Regions from separate parts of the Mus musculus genome. Here region 2 is linked to region 1. The links are chromatin loops, found by intact Hi-C in ENCODE. Cell type or tissue: heart. All regions are shown on one strand. Each heading gives the region's core, and the rest is flanking DNA. Links, peaks and the distances in the headings are about the cores only.

The links. Hi-C counts contacts between places; a loop is a spot of excess contacts. Peaks named below come from ENCODE experiments on the same cell type or tissue, not always from the same donor. Only the 100,000 strongest peaks of a DNase experiment are listed, where the experiment ranks them.
Region 2: a loop joins it to region 1, with 2.7 times the contacts of the local background. A loop is called at or near these places in 3 of 42 quality-filtered maps.

The regions. Positions count from the first base shown.
Region 1 is chr2:32,562,718-32,571,043 of GRCm38, reverse strand. Fam102a (family with sequence similarity 102, member A) reads right to left here. Exons shown (of 11, transcript NM_153560.4): 5 at 7,579-7,625; 6 at 7,285-7,442; 7 at 5,539-5,643; 8 at 5,240-5,456; 9 at 4,654-4,775; 10 at 4,487-4,556; 11 at 1,294-3,649. The coding sequence ends at 3,604. Dpm2 (dolichol-phosphate (beta-D) mannosyltransferase 2) reads right to left here and starts at 186. Exons shown (of 4, transcript NM_010073.2): 1 at 132-186. The coding sequence starts at 134. In heart, for the core only: CTCF peaks have their summits at 272 and 4,159 (motif pointing right); DNase peaks (open chromatin) are centred at 193, 2,703, 4,191, 4,461 and 3 weaker places; H3K4me3 peaks cover 581 bases; H3K27ac peaks cover 965 bases.
Region 2 is chr2:32,419,138-32,427,463 of GRCm38, reverse strand. It overlaps Slc25a25 (solute carrier family 25 (mitochondrial carrier, phosphate carrier), member 25), which reads left to right. Exons shown (of 10, transcript NM_001164357.1): 2 at 5,865-5,991; 3 at 6,074-6,161; 4 at 7,048-7,159; 5 at 8,258-8,326. Among named protein-coding and RNA genes, the nearest start is that of Naif1, 27 kb to the left of the region's middle. In heart, for the core only: a CTCF peak has its summit at 3,450; DNase peaks (open chromatin) are centred at 3,343, 3,753, 6,703, 7,883 and 2 weaker places; H3K4me3 peaks cover 1,782 bases; H3K27ac peaks cover 2,977 bases.

The DNA.
Region 1 (8,326 bases), core at 118-8,117:
CACCTGTCTGCAAGCGGTGGAGAGAGCGATCTGGGTTTGGAGAGCCCAACTCCATCTCCCAAGGAGACTCTTACTCAGAGCCCCGACCCCTGGTACCCTCAAATCACACATGTACTCCACCCCAGGCTCACCATCTCTCCAGCGTTCCGCCGGAGCAACAAAATACATCCGGTTCCTGGTTTAGGCCTTTCCGGCTTGTAAATCACGTGACACGCGGAGACTCGTCTGAGCTGACGTGCGGGCACTTTTCCCCGCCCTCCAGTGCATGTCGGGAAATGTAGTTTCTGCAGGGAACTGTAGGGCCGGGAGCTCAGACTTTCAGGTTTTTGTGGCTACATCCCTGTCAGACCCTTCCCAAACAATAATCATTTAAACATTATCCTACAGTCCCAAGCCAGAGTGAGATGTACCCCAGAGTTGGAAGTCCCGGAAAGGGATAGATCATAATGAGTTGGTTGTTGAAGCAGACATCAGAATTCAAAGGCTCTACATTCTGGCCTTGAAACTGTTAATGGAAGAGTCTGTATAGAATGACCACCACTGGCCTGGCCTATGAGAATTTCCACTGGTTGGCTTCCTAGGGAACTTTCTAGGCTTCCCTTCATTGTCCACTGCCAGAGGTTTCAGAATGGCCCTCTTAGAACCAAGGGGCGCTGGGCCAAATTATCTTTCATGCTTTTCTTCTGTTTCTCACCCAGAACACTACTCTCATGGCATATGGGGCTAGCTGCTGTAGATCCATTCTTCTCCAAATGCTACACCATGCAGGTTATCCATTTCTGCAACCAGAGGCAACAGCTCCCTCTTTGTGCCCTGACAGGTATTTTTAACCAGTTTCTTCGATGATTAGGACCAAAAGTGGGGCTTTAAGATCCCCGAATTGATGCTGGGCATGGTGGTGCATTTCTGTAGTCCCAACACTCTGGAGGCATGAGGAGTAGTAGGTCTCCTTAAACCTCATGGCTAAAGGAAACCTTATAAATACCAAATAAAAACGTTTTATTCTTTCCCCAAAACCAGAGTGAGACACCGTCTCAAACAAGAAGAGGTTCAGGAGTAACAGGTGTTCTCCGACCTTTGTCAAGTGCCCATTCATATTCATACAAACATGTGTGGACATATATGTAATATGTATGTGTGTGTTTGTGGTGAGCATTATGACTGGGGTCAGACTGGAGAACACTAACCTACTTTCCCCAGCATGTCATCTTACACATACATGGCTAACTCCTGTTAGCAGCCCCCAAGTCAACACGGTGATGAGAATGAAAAGAAACACCAACAAAAAGCAGTAACAAAAACATCGGCATTTAATTCCACCCCCAAACCAAACATTGACACTAGGCTGATTTCCCCATATGACATAATTTTCTATTATAAGCTGAGACAGATATGAACAGCCCACGGAATGGGGTGCAGTGGTAACCTGGTTAGAAAGGAATAACACAAAAGCAAATTCTCCCCACAGAAGAAGATGGGCCTGCTCATCCTGCCAGACCACGTGGTCAGCTGTAGGGTAACCAGAAAAGAACCCTAAAAATATTGCAGATCTTTTATATCTCTCTAATAGAAACATTAAACTGTCTTACAGGTCCCAAACTGGCATTGCATAGACCAATTCCTTTTCAAAAATACCTCTAATATATCCTCTATCTTTGTATATAGAATTTGAAGTCCAGGTGCTCTGGGCACCCGTGGGGATCACTGAGCGCAGGAGGAAAGGCTCTTAGCCTCTGGCTGCCACCAGTGTTCATTTGGTTGTGGTCATGTTTTCAGCTAAGTTATCCTGGCCCAGTGCCTGGAAGCAGAGGATGTGGCAGCTCTCGTCTACTGGAGTGGCCATCCAGTCCCAGACCTTGGCTTGAGTTAGGCAGGGGCTCTTGGTTTGGGGCAGTCTTCCTGACAGTACCAACTGCTTGGTTTGGAGCCCTGGAATTTAGAACTAGACCAAAACAATGCTGACTGGGGAAGGTAGTAGACAAGCACACTAGGGCTCTGTCCATCTTCTGGTGGTCACCTCACCTAGGAACAGAGCTGCCAGAGTCCCTTAAAGTGCCAGGCACCTGCTGGGCAGGATGGAATCTGAGCTGCCGGAACCTTCTCTAGCCATGTTCTGCCTTGCCTTGGCAGCATCTTCTAACATTCATCTGCTGATTAAAACAACGGCTACAGAACCTATAGAAATGATCTGGTCCTGACACCAGGCAGCTCTAAGACCACAGCCCCAACTTTTGCTAGCTGAGGAAGACACAAACTAGGCAAGGACCTTCCCAACCTGGGGAGTCCAGCCATCCCCACCCACAGAAACAATGTCCCATACTCGCCTATCCCCAGCCCTGCTGGGGTGCAGGTGGAATGGGGAACAGAGGCACCTATCTCCCCTTGTTGGGGTGGAAGGAATACAAGAACTGTGAACTCAGGAGGAAAAACACCTTAAGGGGCCAAGGAAACACCAGCCTGCTGGGTTGATACAAAGTGAGTGAAACTTAAGGGGGTGGGAATTTATCCAGGGCTGAGCTGGCAGCCTATACTCTCCTTAAGCAAATTATAGGACAGAAAGTGCTGGGGTTGGGGAGGTACCAAGAGGGTGAGTAGTAGGGGGAAGACTCCCCAGGGAAAGCACACCCCTTGCCCAGGAGGGCTGAGGCTCGTCTGGCAGGAAGCCAGCTCCAGTTCACCCAGTCACAGGCCACCTGGCTGACTCTCTAGCCTGGAACCCAGCCCAGGCCGGCTGACATGAGAGCAGGGGAAAAGGCCTTTGCTTACCCAGCACGGCTGGGCCTCGTCCTTCCTTTCCTGCAGGAAGGCCAGCTGCTCAGGACCCAGCCCTGGGCAGATGGAACCATGATGCTCAGGCCCTTCTAGGCTCCGGTCTTGGGTCTGAGTTTGGGGTTAATTAGAGGGAAGGGGTAGTGCCACGTTCCAGCCGGGCGACTGTACCCTAGGTCTGGTTGCACAGCAGACAGCACCCAGGAGGTCTGGAGAAGGGCAAGGGCCGGTGGCTGTGCTGGGGACAAGCATGTGCAAAGTGCAGGCTGCAGGGCAGCAGGAGGACAGTTAAGGAGGTGGGGTCTCAATCCAGAGTGTGGGGTTTGAGGTCTTAGCTCCCAGGAGAGAGCTGCCTGCAGGTCTCCTCAGGATAGAGAAAAGACAGTGAAGCAGTAAGCAGAGGGTCACAGGTGGCAGGGTTCTGGGGTGGCCCAGCTCGTGAAGGGCAGGGACAATGGAGCAAGTGCCCCGTCAGCCTGGCTGAAGCTGCTGCTCCTGAAGTGGGTCGTGGGGGATGGAGGGATGGGGCAGGCCACAAGCACCCAACATGGAATGGCTGTGTCCTTTGCTGGGCCCAGGTCCTCTCCAGTCAGGGCAGTCCTGGCCAGCTCCATCTTGCCCCATTTTCTAGTGGTTCGGAGGACAATATTCACAGTGGCACCCAGGACCAGTGGTTCCAGGGTGGATGGGAGGAAAATGGAATGACGCTTTGGGGGCCAGTGTGGCTAGAGTAAGAGGAGGCACAGATGCAATGCAGAGCAGATCCTCCAGGAATGCCACGGGCCTGGGTGCCAGAGATGGCAGGACCCTTCTTCAGCCGGACTCCTGGGTCCCTCAGTGGCTCTCAATTACGACTGGCTCGTAGACTCCCGAGGAGACTCTGCAGGGTGGAGAAAGGTGAGCAGTTGAGAAATTGCAGTTGCCGAGCAATCCCCTGGCCAGAGAGCTTCACATGCAGTTACTCTGCCAGTCTTTAACAGTCCGGCAGAAACTGAGGCCCCAGAGGTGTTCAGTCATTTGCTCAGGGTGACAGAAATAGCATCAGAGTTGGTAGTGGTGGTGGTGATGGTGGGGTCCACAGCTGTGCCTGGTCCCCTCTGGACACCTGCTGTGTACCCACCTGGGTGGACCAGTCCTCTCATAGTGACCCTGGCAAGGAGAAACTGTTCCCTGTGTCATCTGACAAATGAAAACAGGTTTGGAGGACTGCTAAGATTCATTAAGAAGGCAGGAGAAAGGGAAGGGGCCACATCTATTCTCCTCCAGGTTAGTTTCCCTCCTCCAATCTTGGCTTCTCATTTTGCAAATGGCCTAAGGAGGTTCCTGTGGTTTCTTGCTCTTCCACCCTAGGCAGCCCAGGACTGATGGGAGAGGGTGGTTGTAATTTCTAGTCTCAGCCAACAGGGGTCAGCAGAGCAGCACAAGACATACTCCAAAGTTTTTGTGCTCTGGATGCAGAAGTTCCAAAGACATGTTCCTAGCTCCCAGGAACACAAGGAAACGCCCCAGGACGCCCCTGCACACTGGACACTACTCTCACTCACTGCCTCAAAGGCCTGGGGAACCATAAATACTGCAGATCACTTTGTACAAAGGCCTATGGGAAGGCATAGTTAGCAAAGGACTCTGAAGGTGGTGGGGCCCAAGGTCACTGGTAACAAGAATGTTTGAAGCTGGGGATCCCATGGTTGTCTCACCTCCCTGTCCCCGCCCCTACCTGTTGCCCAGCTGAATGCCGCTCAGTGTGGTGGAGCCATCACGGCTCACGAACAGCCGAAGGTTACTGTCTGTGGGGACAAAAGGGAGGATGAGGCTAAGAGGGACAGACAGGGACAGCCTCTGGAGGCCACCCTTACCCCAGCTGGCTTGGAGTGAGCAGCTCACCCTCAGTGTTGCTGCCATCAGTGAAGTCCTGGCTCTGCATTATCTTCTCCACAATGTCGTCTGCATCAATTCGAGTGTCATCTACCCAGGTTGGGTGGCTCTCCACAGAGTCTTTCTTTCGCCTTGGGGGAGAGGGACAGAATTATGACGGCACAGTGACAAGTTCAGCAGCAAGACAAGTATGCTCCCAGCACCTACAACTCTAAAGCATTTTATGCACACCCCATTATGCACTTCACTTTAGCCACCCTTTCACCTCATTCATCTCAGGGGAGGGTGCTGACAAGCAACAGACTAGGACTAAGGGGCTAAGGAGCCTCCCTGAAGCCAAACTACCTGTGTGCTCAGACAAGGTGTGTCGTGTCTATACACATTACACACAGACCCACCCCCGGCAGCACTTTTACACTCAGCCCTTGGTTACAGCATAATCATTTGGCACGCTGAGATGGAGACTCTACTCTGTCTAACCCTGTGTGGGCAGATGCAAAGAGCTGGAGGGAGCACTGCAGGGAGCACTGAAGGGAGCACTGAAGGGAGCACTGGAATAACTGTTTACCAGGCAGCCCCAAACAATGAGACTCACCGAAAAGAGCGATCTGATAGATGCAAGGGGCGTGGGGGGCGTGGGGGCTTCTCAGGAGGCCGAGGTGGCTTCTCAGAGGGCCGATGCTCCCTCTCCATGCCCTCAGGACCCTCTACAGCCATACTGAGGCCACCAGAGGCGCTGCTGCTGGTGGATGTATTTCTGCGGTGTGTCAAGTCAGACAGGCTGGAGGAGCGAGAGTGCTCTGTACTGTAGCCTGGGGGGTGGACAATATTGGGGAGGTGATCACAGGGGCCCAGGGCTGTGGGAGGTCCCAGGGTTAGGTCCCGACCACTCACCAGATAGCTTGGACTGCTGGCTGGCATAGCTGGAGTTGCGGGAGTGGCCAGAGTGGAACACCTCCTCAGGACTGGACAGGCTCTGGTCTGGCTCCTCTGGTAGTCCTGGGGAGAGGCGCAAAGCTCCATTAAGGTGCTACCTCACTTGTAACCTCAACAAGCCTTCCATGGGGCACTGTGACTCCATTCTGCAGACTGAAGACCAAGGGCTAGAGAAGCAGCAATCTGCTATAAGCCACATGCTACTCTCGGTACCCAGGTAACCCATTCCACAGCTGTTGGGAATACATCTGTCACAGACCTTTAGCCAGTTATCTACAATCATGGTGAGTGGTGTGACGCTAAAGCAGCACACGTGCAAGGCCTGGTCAGTCTGTGGATCAGGGAAGGCTCTTCCCAGACCACCTAATGCCGTGTTAGGACACCAAGGAGGGGAGACGCAGGCAGCAGGCACAGGGTCTTCCATGTGGGATGGCATACTAAAGGCCTTAAAACTGACAAGAGCTTGGGTTCAGGGACAAATCTGGGAAAAGGGTAGGTCTGGGTGGAGGATGCTCCAGGTCATTTCAAAGCAAACTTCCCTTGTGCTCCCCAGCTGTAAACACAAGAGAACTAGGTGGGCCTAGGCATGGACCTAGAATGCATACATCCGAGTCCTGCCAACCAACACAGAAGGGGAGGACCGGACTCACCCTTTCCTCCTCCACTGGAGATGAGCGTGTATAAACAACCAGGCTACTGGATGAAATCTGGTCTGCCCGGATTCCAACCAAAGCCATGTAGGGTTTTGTTTGGTCTTTTGAGATAGGGTCTCACTCGGCAAATGACCTAAAACTCATGATAAAGACCAAGCTGCCTCTAACTCAGAGATCCACCTGCCTCTGACGTCTGGGATGAAAGATGTGCACCACCATGCCCATTTTTTATTTTAAGATAGGGTCCTCTGTAGTCCAGGCCAGCTTTGAATTTACTATGTAGATTGAACTTCAGATCCTCTTGCCTCTACCTTCCCACTCTGGGATGATACACATGGGCTAAGCCAGCTCAGGTTCTCAACATGTTTTGTGCATGTGGCAGGCAGGGGAACCAGCTGCTAAGACACATGGGTCTTCAAGTACTACTCTGCCCAGAACAGAACTGTTTACTCAAGGGCAACTCCTGTGCTGAGATAACCTTGTCTCCTCTGCTCACCAGCCTCCATAAGACAGAGAGCACAATGGTGCCGGGAAGCCCCTCTGCCTATACACAGCAAGTCAAGGCAGGTAGCAACAGCAGCTTTCTGCACTGGACCTCCCCTGGATGCTGGGTCTGCAAGAAAGCTGGGCGTAGGGAAAAGCCAAGCCCTGGTAGTTAGGTCTACCCTAGGTCTCAGGTCTGGAGGGCCAGCTCCAGACATGTGCTATCTGCTCACTATTCACCTTGGGGCTTCTCCACCTCCCAGTACTGAGTAGCTCTAGGAGGGTATGTGGGGTTGAAGCTATCATGGTATTCACTCACGATCAATGGCAGAACCAGCAGAAGCACGCTGCCCCTTCTACCACCCTATCACCCTCTTTTTGAAACAAGGTCTCACTGATAGCCCTGGCTGGCCTGGAACTCACAGATCCTTTTGTCTCTGTCTTGTGAGTGAAGACATCTTGCCTACCATGCCTGCACCTACCTCTTGATAAGCATTTTCCTGGGACAGAATGTTCAGGGGAGAAGGTGGTCATAGGCAGGGGAGAGATAAGCAGATGAAGATGGTACCTGAGCCCAGGATGGTGGGCCGGGTCTTGGGGGGCCGGGATCCAGTTAGGGAATTGGTGCTGCTGCTGCCACCGCTGCTGGTCCCACCACCTTTACACGTCAGCTGCAGGGAGGAGTCCTGGCCCGGGATGGAGATGGATTTGGCGGTAGACGGTGGCCTTAGGAGGACAGAGGGGTATGTGACTGGGGTGCTCCAATTTCAGAATCAAGCGGAGCCAGGGGTACCCCAGAACCTGAAGAAAGAAAGACTATCTCATAGCCCCCGTTCCCACTTATAGCCAGGATGACACTCACGTCTTGAAACAGGGGTCCCCAGAGAGCAGGAACATGCCAATGGTGACCTAAGGGTAGAAGGTAGACATCATTACCAGCTGCTAACACCAACTCAGGGCAGCCTCTGAGCTCTGGTCCCAACTCTGTCCCTTCCCATGTCACCTGCTGTGGTGGTCTGTGTATGCTTGGCCTAGGAAATGGCGCTATTAGGAGGTATGGCCTTGTTGGAGTAGGTGTGTCACTATGGGCATAGGCTTAAGACCCTCATCCTAGCTGCCTGGAAGGCAAGTCTTCTACTAACAGCCTTCAGATGAAGATACAGAACTCTCAGCTCCTCCTGTGCCATGCCTGCCTAGATGCTACCCTGCTCCCCACTCGATGATAATGAACTGAACCTCTGAATCTGTAAGCCAGCCCCAATTACATGTTGTCCTTTATAAGACTTGAGTTGGTCATGGTGTCTGTTCATACCAGTAAAACCCTAACTAAGATACCTGCCCACAGTGAAGCCTGTATCCTGTGTGGAGGACACAATGAGTAGTCAAGCGGAAGAAGCCGGGGAGTGAGGCGCACGCCTTGAATCCTAGTACTCTGGAGGTAGAGGCAGGTGGATGTCTGTGAGTTCAAAGCCAGCCTGATCTACAAAGTGAGTTACAAGACAACCAGGACTATACAGAGAAACCCTGCTTTGAAAAACATAGATAGACAGACAGACAGACAGACAGACCAGTGTACTGGCTGGTTTTGGGTGTCAACTTGACACAAGCTG
Region 2 (8,326 bases), core at 242-8,241, 140 kb after region 1:
GTGTCCAGAGTTACTAAACTAATGGTGGTTCATGTCTATAATTTCAGCACTTGGAAGGCCAAGGTAGAAGATTCTGAGTGCAAGGCCAGCCCAGGCTACCTAGAGAAACTATCTCAAAATTAAAAAAAACAAAATCAACAACAAAAAAAACCCTTATTGGAAATGTGGGTGTGGCTCAGTTGTAGAGCACTTGCCTGACATTCAGGGTCCTGGGTTCAGGCCCCATCACCATAGAAAATGAAACAAAGCTAAAGCTGAAATAGAATTGAGGTATCATTGTGAAATGACATGCTGATAATAATCACTTTCAGGGCATTTCAGAGAACATTCCTTTATATATAATTTTTTTTAATGTATGTGAGGTCACTATTGCTGTCTTCAAACACACCAGAAGAGGGCATCTAATCTCATTACAGACAGTTGTGAGCCACGATGTGGTTGTTGGGAATTGAACTCAGGACCTCTGGAAGGGCAGTCAGTGTTCTTAACCACTGAGCCATCTCTCCAGCCCTGTTTCTTTGTTTTTCAAGACAGAGTTTCTCTGTGTATCCTTGGCTGTCCTGGAACTCACTCTGTAAATCAGGCTGGCCATGAATTCACAGAGATCTGCCTGTTTCTACCTCCTGAGTGCTGGGATTAAAGGTGTGTACCACCATTGACACCACCACCACCACCGCCAACTAGAAATTCCTTTTTAATTATTTTTATTTTATATGTGTGAGTGTTTGGCCTGTATGTATGTCCACGCACCATGTGCATGCCTGATGCTCTTGGAGACCACAGAGTGTTAGATTCCCTGGAACTGGATTTACAGATGTTTGTGAATCATGTGAGTGCTGGGAATTGAACCCAGGTCCTCAGGAAGAACAGCAAGTGCTGCTAATCTCTGAGCCATTTCTCCAGCCCATTTAAATTTTTGTGTGTCTGCGTGTGTGTGCTCTGCTCCAAGGTTGGAGGACAACAGGTAGGTACCTGCTCTCTCCACCATGTGTCCCAGGAATTGAACTAAGTGGTCAGGCTTGATGACAAGTAGCTTTACCTGCTGATGAGCCAACTCACCAGCCTTCACCCAGAAACTTCTTGCAAAGCCCCTTCTGTGAGTCAGGCAAGAGGTGGGTGAAGGCCAGGGCATACACTAAAGCCTCTGTCTTTAGGACTCCAGCAGTAGACTTCACATGTGTGCTAGAATAGCTCCAAAGCAGAACCTTCTGGATTGGACAATTTCATTGGTGGCTGAATCTGAGCAAGAATCTGCCTGGATAAAGCCTTCAGGGCACTCCAAGGCCTGCATTTACAAACTCAAGTCTCAGAGAACCTAAAGTGCCCTGTTTGTTAGATTCTGTTTCAGTGTTATACATATACAATGATTCAGCATATCTCTCTCTCTCTCTCTTTTTTTTTTTGGGGGGGGGGGTTTCAAGACAGGGTTTCTCTGTATAGCCCTGACTGTCCTGGAACTCGCTTTGTAGACCAGGCTGGCCTCGAACTCAGAAATCTGCCTGCCTCTGCCTCCAGAGGGCTGGGATTAAAGGCATGTGCCACCACCACTCTGAAAATCCTTTCACTTTTGCTGATCCCCAAATGGTAGCTTTCCATTTTAATGCATCCGAGGAGTAAGAAGGCTTAGTCTATATTAGGAAGAGATGGATGGAGGATACATTGTAGAAGGAATGGGGGTGGAACCAATCCGTCCTGTCACAGTGACGTGATCTCGCCCTCAGCAACTCATCTCTAGGGCCGGGAGGAATTTGCAGGCAGGCATGGAAAGACTCCTCCTCAGCAATGATGTATCTGGGGCTGGGAGCTCAGCAGAGAGAGCATGTGCTTCTTTGCAGAAGACCTGAGTTTGCAGCACCCACACCCTGCTTCTCACAACCACCTGTAAATGTAGTTCTAGGGAATCTGGTGCCTCTGGCCTCTGAGGACACTGCATGCACAAGCCTGTGTACAACAGCCCACAACACACACACACACACACACACACACACACACACACAGAGTTACAAATTTTAAAGTAAAATAAAAAATCAGATCCTTCCAGCACTCTTTAAAGTGTGGATCTCTCGCTGGGTTGGCGGTAGACAACTGTGGTAATGGGATTGGCGACAACCACATAACAAGCATTTTCAGTGAGCGTAGGCGAGGGGTCCAGTTTTATTTCATTCTCTCTTCCAGCTGGTGAGTAAGTCTTGTTCTAGTCATTTTATTAGTTTCTGAGATAGTCTTACACTGTAGCCCAGGCTAGCTTTGAACTCTCAACAGTCCTCCTGTTTGGCCTTCTGAGGGCTAGGATTACCAGCCTGGGTCTCCATGCCCAACAACTGGTCAGATTTATGTTATTGTGAAACAGTTTAAGGGAGGAAGGGTTTGTCTTGGCTCCATCATGATGGCCAGGAGTCAGAGAGAAGGGAGCAAGCCTACAGCAGCTGGCTTTCTGCTCTACCGGCTTATTCCTTCTGGAGTCCCATTCTGCTCTCAGGGTAAATCCCCGAACTTGGTTAATCTTCTCTGGAATTACATGGACACACCCAGAGGTGTACTTTACTAATCTCTCAGGCACTTCCCAATTAGTCCAGATAAACTCAGAGCCTTCTGTGTGACAAACAGGTACTTCCCAATTAGTCCAGATAAACTCAGAGCATTCTACCCCCGAGCCTCCATCCCACCCTGTTTTAGACAGGTTTAATATGTCGTTTAGGAGGGCCTCAAAACTGGAGATCCTCCTTTATGCTAGCTAGGACTGTAGTTGTGAGCCGATAAGCCTGGTTCATTTAATTGGAGTTCACTTTAAAAGGCTTCATTCAGGGTGGTAAAGCAGAATTCTCAGGGCTACCATCAGACCAAGGTTTCAAGTGTTTTCAGTGGGCTTTGACAAGTATAAGTCTCAGCCTTGGCTAACCCCAGTGATTGATGGAAGCGATTCCCAGGCACTGAATACTTGTGGATTCTTGGGTCTGTGTTCCAGGACAGCTGAGGACTTGGCATTCAGATGTCTCTCTCAGTAGTCTGGGTCAATTTTCAACATCTCTGATGCAGTCTCTATTTTCACTGTTTTCAATTGGGAATGATTTACTAAGAAGAGAAAGCTGCTATATTGTGTGACGCATTTGAGGACCTTGTATGAAAACAGACACTTGACTGTTTATTTGGAGGGGTTGACTGCCGGGGTAAAGGTTTGTTTGGGCATGGGACTGCAACCCTAGGCAGTGCCTGCTGCCTGGGCTCCAAGAGTTAACTCTGCAAGCAGTGACGTCAGTCCTGATCTTTGCTCTTCTGCTCTTGAGCAACCTGATACTGCCGGCTACTGAGGACTGTGCTTATTGGCTGCTGGCTGCACTTACAGTGGGCGGATTTTTTTTTTTCAATTAAGTAAAAGGGCAGGACTTAAGCAGCCAGTGACAGCAGGGGCCGGTATATCTGGTGCTAGTTTCCTGGGAATACCGGCATTTCCCACTCTTGACTTCTGCTAGTACTTGCTCCTGGCGGTGGCTGAGCAACCGGTCTCACCAGCATGCTCTGCCTGTGCCTGTATGTGCCCATCGCCGGGGCGGCTCAGACTGAGTTCCAGTACTTTGAGTCCAAGGGGCTTCCTGCCGAGCTGAAATCCATCTTCAAACTCAGTGTCTTTATCCCCTCTCAAGAGTTCTCCACATACCGCCAATGGAAGCAGGTCTGTATGCTGAGTGGGTGCCATGAGAGGCAGGCAGGGACTGGTTTTGAGTGGAGAGATGAATGGTACCTAGGCATGACTTCCTGGCCTAGAGAAAAGAATGTCTGAAATGTAGGTGTTTCCCCAGCCCTTTGTGGCTGTAGCCAGCAGTTGTACGTCACTGTCATGGGAATGGCTGGGTTTTGTGTAATTTCCTGGGCTGGGAGGGAAGGCACTTGTGGGAGATGGAATCTCTAGATAGGAGATTGGTACAGATGCAGGCCCCTAAAATGTACAGGATGTCATAGAGTCCTGGACTGTCTCACTGCTGTGGGACGTTTGTTCTTGTGACTCCAGGGCAGAGTGTAGAGGCACTCTGGGAAAGAGAGGCTAGGGCGGTCTTCACTCTTAGACTTTCAAGTGCTTAGGTACCCCAGGAAACAGGATGCCAACGGTGAGCCTGGCCCTTTTCTGATGAGAAACTGAACCTGGCTTTGGGGTTTACTTTGATGCACTAAATTTCATGCTGTCCCCAGTGCTGGTGTGTGGTTTTGTGCATCTCAGAATGGAGACACATAGAATGGAGTTGGAGTGGCTGTAAAGGGGGAAAAAGCAAGTCTTCTTTCCCCCTCCCTGCTTTTTAAAACAATGTCTCTATGTATCTCTGGCTGGCCTGGTACTCAAAGAGATCTACCTTTCTCTGACTCCCTAGTGTTGGAATTAAAGCCATGTGCCACCACAGTTGGCATTTCTTCAGACAAGGTCTTGGTGTGTAGACCAGGATGACCTCAAACTCTCAGATGTCCTCCTGCCTCAGCCTCTCTAGTGCTGGGATTATAGTGTGCATCACCATCCCCACAGATACAGGACTAACTGTTAGAGAATATTTTTAAATAGGGTACAGTATGCACAGTTGTGGGTGGTCTGTGTCATGTGGCATTACCCCAGAATAGAGTACTTTGATGGTAGATAGCCTAGGGACAAAAGATAAGAGTTCTGTGTGCCTCCTTCCTGAATGGCATATAGACTTTTCCCTTCTACTTGACATCTGGGGTGGTGACCCTTGGCTAAGAGCACAGATGTTGGCAAGAAGTTAATCCCAGTTAGCAGATAAGATGTGTTCAATCTATCCCACATGCCAACCTCAACCCTTCACATGGTTGGCTCCTTGAGATAAATGTCTACTCTCCCCGCAAAAAACCAGTGGCTAAGTAAGAGGGGAAACATGATGACCACATTTGGACTGCAAGCTAGCCCGTGGTCCATCAGTTTCTAAACCCTAGCTTAAAACTCTTTGACCTAGCGTGTTAACTTGAACAGTGAATGGATTTGTCCATGAGAAAACCAAGAAACATTTTCCTTAGGAGATTCTCTGTTTTGGATTTAAAGTGCTCTCCCCAATAAATTAGATAGACAGACAGACGGACAGACCTCAGTAAAGCTTTTGCATACCCCATTCCCCACTGAGTGGAGAAGCTCCAGCTGCTTTGCATGCAGCTGGTGTTACAGCTGCCAGGCAGAGCTCACCTAAGACGGGCGCTGCTGCAGATCAGGGTCTCTTAAAGCCTTGCGTCACTAAACTAGTAAAGCTAACCTGGCTGGCGTTCAGTGCCTGGTTGGGAATCTGGGCTTGGTTAGAGCTGGTATCCCTGAGACCAAGGACCAGAATGGCAGTACCGTCACGCATGAGCTCAAGAATAGTTGCCCTTGGCTCCTCCTGTCTGTCTCACACCCTCCAGAGTGTTCCCTGGCAATGTTTCTGCCAAGTAGGCATTGTCTGAACCTTTACCCTCATCACCAAATTCTTAGTGGGTTAATGCCACACAGGGGATGGAGCAAGTAGCAGGGTTCCTAAGGGACTCTAGATTCCAAGGCTATCCCCAGCTCTCAGCCAGGAGTGCGTCTGTAGGAGAGCCAAGCCGCTGGCTGTGTAACAAGCTGGTCTGGGGAATGTTGGAAAGAGCAAGCACCTGGCTGCCCTGCTGGCCTCTCAAAGCTTTCTCCTAGGAGTATCTCCTCACCAGAGCAAGGTGGGCCTTGCTTGGCTTCTGGATAGCCTATGGGTATATGGGGAGATTGACATGATGCCTAGGATTCCCATGGGCTGATAGAGCCTTAGAGATAGGACATCTTGGGTCATTGTGGAGAACAGTTATTTCCTGTTGTGATAAGAGGCTAGTGAGCAACATCTCAAGTCCTTATTTTGGTTCTCTAGAAAATTGTGCAAGCAGGTGACAAGGACCTTGATGGGCAACTGGACTTTGAAGAGTTTGTACATTACCTCCAAGATCATGAGAAAAAACTGAGGCTGGTGTTCAAGAGTCTGGACAAAAAGAATGATGGTGAGTTTAGCTATAGCTTCTCTGCCGGGCAGGCCTTAGCTTACTGAATGCTGGACCCTGCTAATGGTTCTCGTTGTCACAGGTCGAATCGATGCTCAGGAGATCATGCAGTCCCTGCGGGACCTGGGTGTCAAGATCTCGGAACAGCAGGCGGAGAAGATTCTTAAGAGGTGAGTGAGTGTGGTGAGCTTTGTTCTAGGGGATGCTTTAATGGCTTTTGGACTAATTTGTGTGCTGTTCACTCTTGGCCTGCATCCCTGAAGCTGGCCCTGTGTTTAGGAGGAGGGATAAGAAGCCCCTTCCCATAGTAAGCTTCTCCTGAGGTTGCAGCCCTACTCTCACAGAAGAGTCATAAATCTGGAATTAACCCAATGCCTGCAACCTTTAAAATGATAAGATTAGTTGTGGGCATTTCTCGTTAGTGAGAAGTGTCCCTGAATATTCTCTGCCTGATGGGGAGGGACATGTGTGGTCCTTAACTTAGGTTCTGCTATAGCTTGTTCTTTCCTCTGTAGCCACATATGCTGGCCAGAAAGATGGCTCACTCATGAGCAGAGGGCTGCCGGAAAGCCCTGCAAGTAGAGAACAGTTTGTACCTGGCTGGCCTGAAAGCCGCCTGGTCACAGGGACAGCAACCCCAGGAGCCCAGTCCTGCCCACTTCCTCGTGCTGTGCTGGCCCCTGGTGTCTTTGGGTGTGTGCTTGCTTTACTAACCTGCTCAGCGCATTTATTTGTGTTGTTTCTCCTTTCTCCTTTGCATCCTCCTTTGTCTGTCTGTCAGAATACGGACGGGCCACTTCTGGGGCCCTGTCACCTAGTAAGTATCTGTGTTTTCCCGTGATTCCCTCCCTCCCTGATCAGAATGGGGTTCCTGTGGGCCAGCACATCTCCATTTTATGGAAAATGGGGTATGGAGCCACCTTACTCTTTCTCATGGGCAAGGTGCCTTTGGTGTCCTGGGTGGCTATGGCACCTGCCTCCATCCCATCTAAGTGGTAGGGCACACAACTGGCAGGTGGGTGTGACACGTGCGACTGACCATGCTTCTGCTTACAGCATGGATAAGAATGGCACGATGACCATCGACTGGAACGAGTGGAGGGACTACCACCTCCTGCACCCTGTGGAGAACATCCCGGAGATCATCCTGTACTGGAAGCACTCGACGGTGAGGCACACACCCACTGTCCACTCAGGCAGCCGTCTTTGTCTGGCATCTCTCAGTCCATCCCCATCTAGGCCTGGGGGTGGGGGTGGGGGTGGGGGGTCGGTCTTGATGATACACTGAGATGTTGTCCCTCCTTTGCCAGCCACATGCCCCTCCTCCTCCGATACAGTGACCAGCCTGCACCCTTGACCCTTTGCTGGGTGTACCTTCCTATCCCTGTATGCCTCTGCCCTTCACGGGCCATTTCAAATATCTCCTTTTCCTATGTTGCCGATTCTCCCAGAAGCAGACAGTCTGTCCTCCACGGGATAGGAGAAGAAACCTTGTTACAGATGCCTCCTCTTTCCCTGTGTTTCTTTTTTAGTATCATTTCTCTCTATGGCAAAAATACATGTTTTGGCTGAGACATAGGAGCCCCATGAGTTAAAGGCCAGCCTGGGCTACAGAGTTAGACTCTTGATTTTGGGGGTTTGGTTTTGATAAGCACTCCCTGTAGGGCCTGCATATTGTTTTCACTCTGTTAGCATGATCCACATTCAGACAGATGTGGATCCACAACTAGAAATGTTGGTCTTACTTAAAAGACTTCTGGTGTTCTTGGCTGGGCTACCCCTGCCTTATCCTCTCTGAATCCACAATGCCGGGTCAGGGCTTCTTGGGTGAAAGTAAGTGACTGATTCTAGGGTTCAGACAGCTAGCCTGTCTCTGGCCTGCAGCCCAGAGGTCAGCAGAGCTGGCTGGGACCAGTTCCAGAGAGAAGGTATTACGCAGGCAGCATAGCACCCTGCTTGCTTAGCCTTGCATAACACTCTGTTCTGCTGGCAATCTGGTTCTGTATCAGGTTGCAGGGTTTGTACCCATCTTCCCTGATCCTTGTAGTCTAGCCCTAAAGTCCTTGCGGAAAGTTCCAGGAGCTTCCTTTACAAGGGCAACCCAACAGTGTTGTAATGTTTCCTCGATTGCTACCTGCTCCTTTCTAGACCATGTACAGGTCAAGAGCTGCAGCTACTATCAGGGCAAAGGGAGAGTGGAATGCAGTGACCACGGCCAGGATGTTGTGAGTAAAGTTGGCTATGTCTCTGCTTGTCTCCCCCATAGATCTTCGATGTCGGTGAGAATCTGACAGTCCCAGATGAGTTCACAGTGGAGGAGAGGCAGACGGGGATG